Regions from separate parts of the Homo sapiens genome. Here region 1 is linked to region 2. Evidence: chromatin contacts called from ENCODE Hi-C or POLR2A ChIA-PET data. All regions are on one chromosome and are shown on one strand. The core of a region is the stretch at or near the end of the contact, and the rest is flanking DNA. Distances in the headings are between cores, read along the strand shown. Region 1 has its middle 45 kb from the start of MIR4472-2. Region 2 has its middle 42 kb from the start of MED13L.

Region 1 (4,047 bases), core at 1,161-3,660, 63 kb before region 2:
TGTCCTGGCCTCGCCCTCCCAGTATGAGCTTGGAATTTTCTTAAACAAGAAATTTCCAGTGTTGGCCAGGCGCAGTCCCAGCACCTTTGGAGGCTGAGGCGGGTGGGTCACCTGAGGTCAGGAGTTCGAGACCAGCCTGGCTAACATGGTGAAATTCTGTCTGTACTAAAAAATACAAAAATTAGCTGGGCCTGGTGGCGTGTGCCTGTAGTTCCAGCTACTTAGGAGGCGGAAGCAGGAGAATCGCTTGAACCTGGGAGGCAGACATTGCAGTGAGCCAAGATCACGCCACCGCACTCCAGCCTGGGCAACAGAGTGCCTCAAAAAAAAAAAAAAAAAAAAAAAGAAAAAGAAAAAGAAAAGAAAGAAATTACCAGTGTTGTTAAGTCTCATACACCGAACTGGCTACTCAACTTGGCTGGCCACCTTTGATCAGCTCCCAGATGCAGCCATTACTCACTTTGCAACCCACGAACTTCCTCTTTCTAAGCTGCCAAAAAAAAAAAAAAGATAATAATAAGCTAACATTACTGAGTGCCGGGTACTTTATGTGGACACTCTTCATTTAATCCCACAACCACCTATGAGGTCAGTTTTATTCTATAATCCCCATTTTATAGATGAGAAAACTGAGCTCAAGTAAAAGAATAGACCCATACATGGTCACCCAGCTATTAAGTGACTGAAGTCAGTATTCAAGCCCAGGTCTGTGTGACTCTGCACCTACCAGCTGCCAATGGACCCCAAATACCCTCTGTTCCTCTGATAAATTACCCCTGGGGTGGGGCCAGGAATAGGGCCAGGCAAACCAGGTGCAATTTTTAAGGAGGCGCTCATTCTCAGGTTCACGCAAGTCACGACCCTGAACATCATGCATGGCCCTGAGAACAAGTGCCTCCTTAAATTTTGCTCCCAGGCCGGCAGCCCCAGCAGTGCCTCTAGGTAAATACTCAGCCTCCCAGAGGGCAGGTGTAGTAGCTCACTGCCCACTGCAAGATCAGGGCAGCTCCCAGACAGGAAGAATGTTCTGGTCAGCTGTGACCAGAGGTCCTTTGCTTCTTTGTCTCATAACCACCTGGCTCTCCAGATTGAGGGGTGGGGGAGGGGTTGGGAGACACTCCAGTGGAATTCTCAGCAACCCTTCCCTGATGTGGACTCTAAGCCTAGGGGAAGATGTCTGAGACAGTGGGTCCCATCTCCCAGACCCCTTGCCACAGCTTCCTTGCCGGTCTGTTTGCCGCTTTCTGAGGAAGCCAACACTTGCCTTTATTCCTCTCTTTGACCACAGCTCTCCCCTGCAGAAATGTCCCTTCTCTGTGAACTCGGTGGTCCAGGGTCCAGGTGCTGGAATCACACAGACCTGGGCTGGAATCCTGGCTTCACTTCCAACCAACTGTGTGATTTTTAGGCAAATTTTCCCTCGCTGTGCCTTGGTTTTCCTATCTGTAAAATGGGATCATTGACACATGCTTTGCAAAGCATATTAGTTTCTTGTGGCTACTGTAACAAATTACCGCACACTGCATGGCTGAAAACAACAGAAATGTGTTACTCTCCCAGTTCTGGAGGCCAGAAGTCCAAAATCAAAATGTCACTTCCAGTATCCTTCCAGCTTCTGGTGGCTCCTGGAGTTCCTTAGCTCGCGGCTGCATCACTCCAATGTCGACCTCTATCCTCACAGTCTCTAGGTCCTTCTCTAGCTTTCTTTAGGACACTCACACTGGATTTAAGGCTCGCCTTGGTCTGGGCATGGTGGCTCATTCCTGTAATCCCAGCATTTTGGGAGGCTGAGGCCAGAGGATCGCTTGAGGCCAGGAGTTCAAGACCAGCCTGGCCAACATGGTGAAACCCCATCTCTACTAAAAATACAAAAATTAGCTGGGCGTGGTGGTGGGCACCTGTAATCCCAGCTACTCTGGAGGCTAAGGCAGGAGAATCACTTGAACCTGGTAAACGGAGGTTGCAGTGAGTCGAGATCACGCCACTGCACTCCAGCCTGGGTGACAGAGTGAGACTCTGTTTCAAAAAAAAAAAAAAAGAAAGAAAGAAGAAAGAAAAGAAAAGAAAAGAAAAGAAAAAGGCTCACCTTAACCCAGTATGATGTCATCTTCATTCTTACCTGAATGATATTTGCAAAGACCCTGTTTCCAAAAAAGGTCACATTCTGAGTTTCCAGGTGGACATGAATGGGAGACACCATTCAACCCGCTGCACAGAAATAAGGCTGGCCTAGGGCCCTCGGCAGCCATTCCCTCTGCCCTCTCCTACACCCTGCTTGGAGGCTTTTTTCTCCCAGGGGAAAGAGAAAGGTTGCTTCAGAGAGCAGCGTACTTGGAGCAGTGGCAAACTTCCAGTGCTTGTGAGCCAATTCCCCCTCCATCCAGTAGGCCCTTCCCTGGTTTCTGACTAAGTGTGAGGGAGGGAGGATGAATCGAGGCCAGATCCTCACTCATCTGAACTATACTTTCCACGGAAATAAACTTTCCCAAGGAGGCTGGCTGCCCCCTGCTATTCTTAGTCCAGAGCCTGAATCGACAGCAACGTTAATCATACAGGAAAACCATCGTCGTGGGACCCTGGCATGTGCTAAGTTGTGGCCACACCTTTGCACACCCAGGGTCTCATATGATGGTCACAGGTCAGTTTGCAGGTGAAGAGCCAAGGGTGGGAAGTGTCCATCAAGGAGCCCAAGGGACACGTTGCTTTCAAGGGTGCAGAAGGCTATGCCAGCTGCACTGCACCCCAGCACCCAGCACAGATCATCGAGGTAACACATGTTTTGTGCCTGCCTGACTGGGCTGGGTGTTTTTCCCACTCGATCCTCAGAGAGGCAGGAAGAAAGGAAGTCCTGACTCCAGGATCCTGCAGCTGGCTGCCTGCACCCAAAGCCTGCACTTTCCCGCTTCCCAGACCGGTCTCTGATCTCACAGTTCCCATCTTTCTGACCCTTCCCTATATGGGGGGCAGGTGCGGGGAGGAAGCTTTCCCAGGAGGAGCAGCAGGGCAGGTGGGATTTCTCCTTCATGTGGTCTTCATTCTGCAGAGAATGAGAAAGAGACTGGCTCTGGGGGGTATCAAAGTGTGTGAATGTGTGTGGCTGTGTGTGTGTGATCATGCGTTTATGCATATGTGACTGTGTGTGAGCATGAGTGTGTATGTGTGTCTGTATGTATGAGTTTGAGAAAGTGTGTGCGTGGCTGTGTGTATGAACAAGGGAGCATGTGGGTGTGTGTGTGTGGCTGTGAGTATATGCAAGTATCTGTAAGTGTGTGAACATGTGAGTGTGTACGCTAATGTGAGTATGTGCGTGTGTGAGAGTGTGTGTGTGTGTGTGTGTGTGGTTTTACAGGGGGGCAGGAAAGGGACAGGGGTGGGAGCAACATTCCTTGGAGGTTGAACCAGAGCTGGTGGAGGGACCCTCTCCTCCTCCCCTCTTGCCTGTTCCCTCTTCCCTCCTCCTTCCTCTTCCTTCTCAGCCCCTCGCCCCTTCCCAGCAGATTCTATTAAGCAACCCGGGACAAATGAAAGGGGTGAAACTGGGCGGGCGCCTGGCAGGGGGGTCAGCAGGGGCTAAGCGGTCAGGGCACTCGTCCCTGCCTTCCCAGGTTCCTGAACGCTGAGGATTACAGCTTCGACTGCTGCTGTTTAATCAGCTGGTAGCAATTTAACCATTACACCCCAGTGAGAGAATCCTAGACATTTCCTACAGGAGGGGGACGGGAAGACTAAGATGCAAGGAATGCAGAAGGGGGGTGGTGTGGAGACACAAAACAGCTTTATTAAAAAGAAGAAGGAAAGAGAAAAGGAACATGATGTGTCATTGTATCTCAGCTTGAAATAAAGCTCCCAGGGCTGGGAAGGAGAACGCAGACCCCTGGAGATGCTGGGGAGAGGGGAGTTGGAGGGTTGAAACAGGGAAGATGGGTGCGGGTTGGGTGCGGGGGAGGGGACATCAGAGAAGCCTGGATGTGGGATGTGGGAAGTTTTGTCTCCTGCAATGAGGGGCGGTCCCAAGACCTAGAGAAGGCCCTGCCCCATCCAAGCCTT
Region 2 (4,000 bases), core at 3-2,502:
AGGTCAGGAGTTCGAGACCAGCCTGGCCAACATGATGAAACCCCATCTCTACTAAAAATACAAAAATTAGCCGGGTGTGGTGGTGGGCACCTATAGTCCCAGCTACTGGGGAGGCTGAGGCAAGAGAATCACTTGAGCATGGGAGGCAGAGGTTGCTGAGCCAAGATTGCACCACTGCACTCCAGCCTGGGCAACTGATCGAGACTCTGTCTAAAAAAAAAAGAAGATGCTTTGTGTCTGGAGTTCAGCGAGCGAAGAGTGATCAGAACTGAGAATGGTGAGGCCAGCAGGACATGAGGGACTTTATTCTAGGAACAAGTGGGAACGGTTCTGCTGGGCTTGATCCCCAGCCCCTTATCTGGTGTGGCACAGGCAGGGATGCTATTTGTGACCATGGGACAGGGTGAGGCTGTTCTAAGCAGCTGAGAGAACTGGTCAGACCAGGGTCGGAATCCCATGAATGGTAATTGTCCCAGGTGACCCAAGTCTGCTGTGAGACAGAGCAAGAACAATGCTGATGGGGCCACATGGCTCCCCCACCCCTCTGACTTAAGGCTACAGAGTCATTATGTCAATATATTTTTGTACAGATTTTGTAGTTTATGACACATTCTGGCAACGTTTAGATGCAATTTCAATGAGCCAGAATGTAGTACTGTAAACCCAAAACTGGATATCCCTTAAAGCTGTTAGAATCTGGCAGGAGACCTGCTCCCAATTACAAGCACAGTTTCCAACTTCACTATTCCCATCCTCAAAGCACTGAAAACAAAATCCATTTTTAATGAGGGACTACCAAACACTTTGCATTCTATTAATGTCCCCTTTGGGCTTCCAAGCACCAGCATACCTTACACACAAGGACTGACCCCTCCTAACTGATTATCAGGGCAAGGGAGCTTCTGCAGGTTTCCCTCGCCAGCACAAATATGACGACTGAATGAATGGGCATTAAGTCATTCTGTTGTCATCTTCTTCAATGTCTATCAGCACATGGATGGCCTATGGGGCCGGGTGGGGATTCAGGTTCAAAAGAAGTCATTTGCTCACACAGACAGTATACATTCAGCTGCCTGTCTCCCTAGCATACGACTCATCTTACAAACCATCCATTATCCACTCGGCAACTGGCAAATGTGAACTTGGCCAATGTCGAAGCAGAACGATGAGATTCAAGTTAGAAGAAGTGGGAGAAAGTGGGAAAGTACAAAGAGGAACCAGACGGTTTTCCAACCTGTAAGAACATGTTGTATTTACCAGGCCCAGTACAAAAGCCAAACTCTGTTCCTGTTGTTTGTCTTCTGCTCGGGGGCCTGGGTTATGTTTGGTGCAAATAGGACAGTGCACCCCCTCACTTCCATCTGATGATTGGCGTATTGTTTAGAGACGATGAGGGGTAATCTTGTGCTCTGGAGGAAGTTGGCAAGAAAGTTTAATTCTATAAAAAGAAACGCGCGGTCAGGATTCGGTTTCCTATTCTGAGTCAAGGCAGAGAAGAGAGTCAGAAATTCCAACCCAGAGGGTCAGGACGGGCTCCAGGACCTCTTGAATCACATCTGAAACATGTTCCCCCTGCTCCTTTCTCCTCCCTGTTCTTACAACTGGCCAACTGGGATTATACAACTTGCACTAATTTTATCCCACATGCGGCTGTTTCTTATTAGGAGCCTGTACCTTTTTTTTTTTTTTCCCCTGTGCCGTGTCATCTCTCTTCAATCAGGTGAGTAACTCCACTTCTTAACAGGGAGATTCTGTTCATTTTCTTGGCTGGACTCAAGAAATGTGCACTTAACTTTTTCTTAAAGTGTGAACGTTCATGTTTTTAACCCCGTCATCTGCCTTTCTCTCGCCTAAGTCTTGCTTTCCCCATTCTGAAAAGCTCTACTCAACCAGCAACCAACGGAAAAGTGAACATTGGGTGTCAATCAACAGAATGATTTTGGTCGCCCAATACCCAACAACTGTTTCTAGAGGGTTTTGTTTTCTCCCCCACCAAACTGGTGCTTTTTTTTTTTTTTAACTGAATTCACCAGATGTTTTGGCAGTGGATAAAACCTGGCTTTCCTGTCTTCCAAGTGGATGAAATTGGATCCAAATCACAGCACGTTGCCTCCGCTTCACCAACCAAGTACTTAATGGTTGTTGAGAATAATGCAAAGATTGAGATCAATTTTTCTTTAGGCGTCGGGACTATCGGATCCAGGTGTTAGCATTTTCTGGCCTTCCGGGCCTTGCAGTGTTTCTAGGGAAACCCCAGATCCATGAGTACGAGTGGGTTTCCCTACTGTTACCTTTCTTCATCATTTCGATTTTTCTGGCTGTGTTTCAGAAACTGCAAAACCGCACCCCGAAACCCCTCTGTGGAGGGTGAAATGCAACAGTGGCACACGCACGATTCAATCACGTCTGGAGGAAAACTGCTATGCAATTCCTATTCCGTCTTTGCAACTCCAGGCCTCCCCGAGCCAGAGGGAGAAGCGGGACTCCTTCGTCGGCCTCCAGTCCCTCTCTCCCCCATGCCCTGTTTGGCTTAGCACAAGCCTGAGCGTGCCATGCCACCTCGCCAGACCTTGCCAAAATCCGTGAATGGCACAGAACGCACATTAAACAGATGGAATGCAACATACATGTAAAGAAATAAGAGCTTTGCCAGGAAAGTTGGCAGCGGCTCCAGAATGCTTTAAACAGTGTGGGGAGGGGGGGTAGGGAGAGGGAGCCCAGAGTCGGCGAGGCTGCCTCCTTCTCCAGAGCTGTTTCTTTTACAGCCATGACCTGTTTTGCCAGTCAAGATAAATACCGTTTTAAATGCCCCCTTTTACTGGCTCCTGGTACCTTGGCAATGCAGTCTGAAATATGACCTGCTCTCATTGGAAAAATGTCCTTTTAAGTGAGTGGAAAGGAGGTACTCCTTCTAACCAGTCAGTAGGAAGGTTGTGGATGGCGGAGCGCTCTGAACACAGACACACTCGGGAAGTAGATGGAACCGCCATGGAGTCAGTACTGCTCGTTTATAAGCCACTGCCTTTAGAAAGTTCGTCGTAGACACAGAGTCACGACTGGGGAGCGCGGAGCTCAATGTCTAGGCTTTTCTGGCACCTTTGGCTTCAGCAGGAACAGTGAAAGGGCAGCCCAGGACGGCTGGCTATTTCACAAGGCACCTCGGAACAGCCACGCCTTTCCTTCAGAAGAAGAAAAAGAACGGTGCTAACCAGGTGCGGCCACAGTTCAACCCACTCAGGCCATTTAGCTTTGCCAGTCCCCACAGTCACAGGACGGTCGGTAAACACGGCAGCCGCTTGCCGCACGCGTGAGAAACTAGATGGATCTACCCGAAAGGTTTGCCATCACAGCAGACGTTCATGAAACAATTTCTGCATGCCAGGTACATACCAGGCATAGCTAATGAATCATCCCCCTATCTCCCGAGGTAGGCAAAGCACTACCCCTGTTTCCCATACGAAGAACCTGAGGCTCAGAGAGGTTGAGTAACTTGTCCAAGATTTCACAGCTATTCAAGGGGAAGCTGGAATTTGAACACAAGTCTGTCTAGTTGGCTGGGTGCAGTGGCTCACGCCTATAATCCCAGCACTTTGGGAGGCCAAGGCAGGCGGATCACTTGAGGTCAGGAGTTCGAGACCAGCCTGGCCAACATGGTAAAACCTCATCTCTACTAAAAATACAAAAACCAGCTGGGTGTGGTGGAGTGCGTCTGTAATCCCAGCTACTTGGGAGGCTGAGAAGGAGAATCGCTTGAATCTGGGAGGCAGGGGTTGCAGTGAGCCAAGGTCGAGCCACTGCACTTCAGCCTGAGCAAGAGAGTGAGATTGTGTCCAGAAAAAAAAAAAAAAAAAAGTCTGTCTACTCTAAATGATTAGATTGTCAGGGCCCCATGCTGGCTTCTACCAAAATGCTCAAGGCACACATGTTACAGAATCATCTTCTTCATCCTTAGAACTGCCCAGTATAATCAAGTGGTTGCATTCTCCATTAAAGATGCTAT

Evidence for each region. A loop is a pair of places that touch in the nucleus more often than their neighbours do. ChIA-PET counts read pairs that join two places held with the same protein, here RNA polymerase II (POLR2A). Pooled maps may share reads with other maps.
Region 1: a map of tibial artery shows a loop between it and region 2 (2.0-fold over the local background). The contact joins two enhancer-like sites. A Hi-C loop is called at or near these places in 7 of 168 maps with a recorded cell type or tissue (PC-3, aorta, ascending aorta and 3 more) and 10 of 50 pooled maps. POLR2A ChIA-PET finds 5 or more read pairs at or near these places in 9 of 52 experiments (A549, BJ, HEK293 and 5 more).

What each region holds. Positions count from the first base shown.
Region 1 is chr12:116,381,739-116,385,785 of GRCh38, reverse strand. No RefSeq gene overlaps it. Among named protein-coding and RNA genes, the nearest start is that of MIR4472-2, 45 kb to the left of the region's middle. RefSeq lists an enhancer at 2,201-2,877. Within about 2 kb of position 2,410, at least 8 of the 41 ENCODE cell types and tissues checked have a DNase peak (open chromatin) inside an H3K27ac peak, as active enhancers do; they include PC-3, ascending aorta and tibial artery, where a contact is called at or near this core.
Region 2 is chr12:116,317,548-116,321,547 of GRCh38, reverse strand. No RefSeq gene overlaps it. Among named protein-coding and RNA genes, the nearest start is that of MED13L, 42 kb to the right of the region's middle. Within about 2 kb of position 1,252, at least 18 of the 41 ENCODE cell types and tissues checked have a DNase peak (open chromatin) inside an H3K27ac peak, as active enhancers do; they include PC-3, ascending aorta and tibial artery, where a contact is called at or near this core.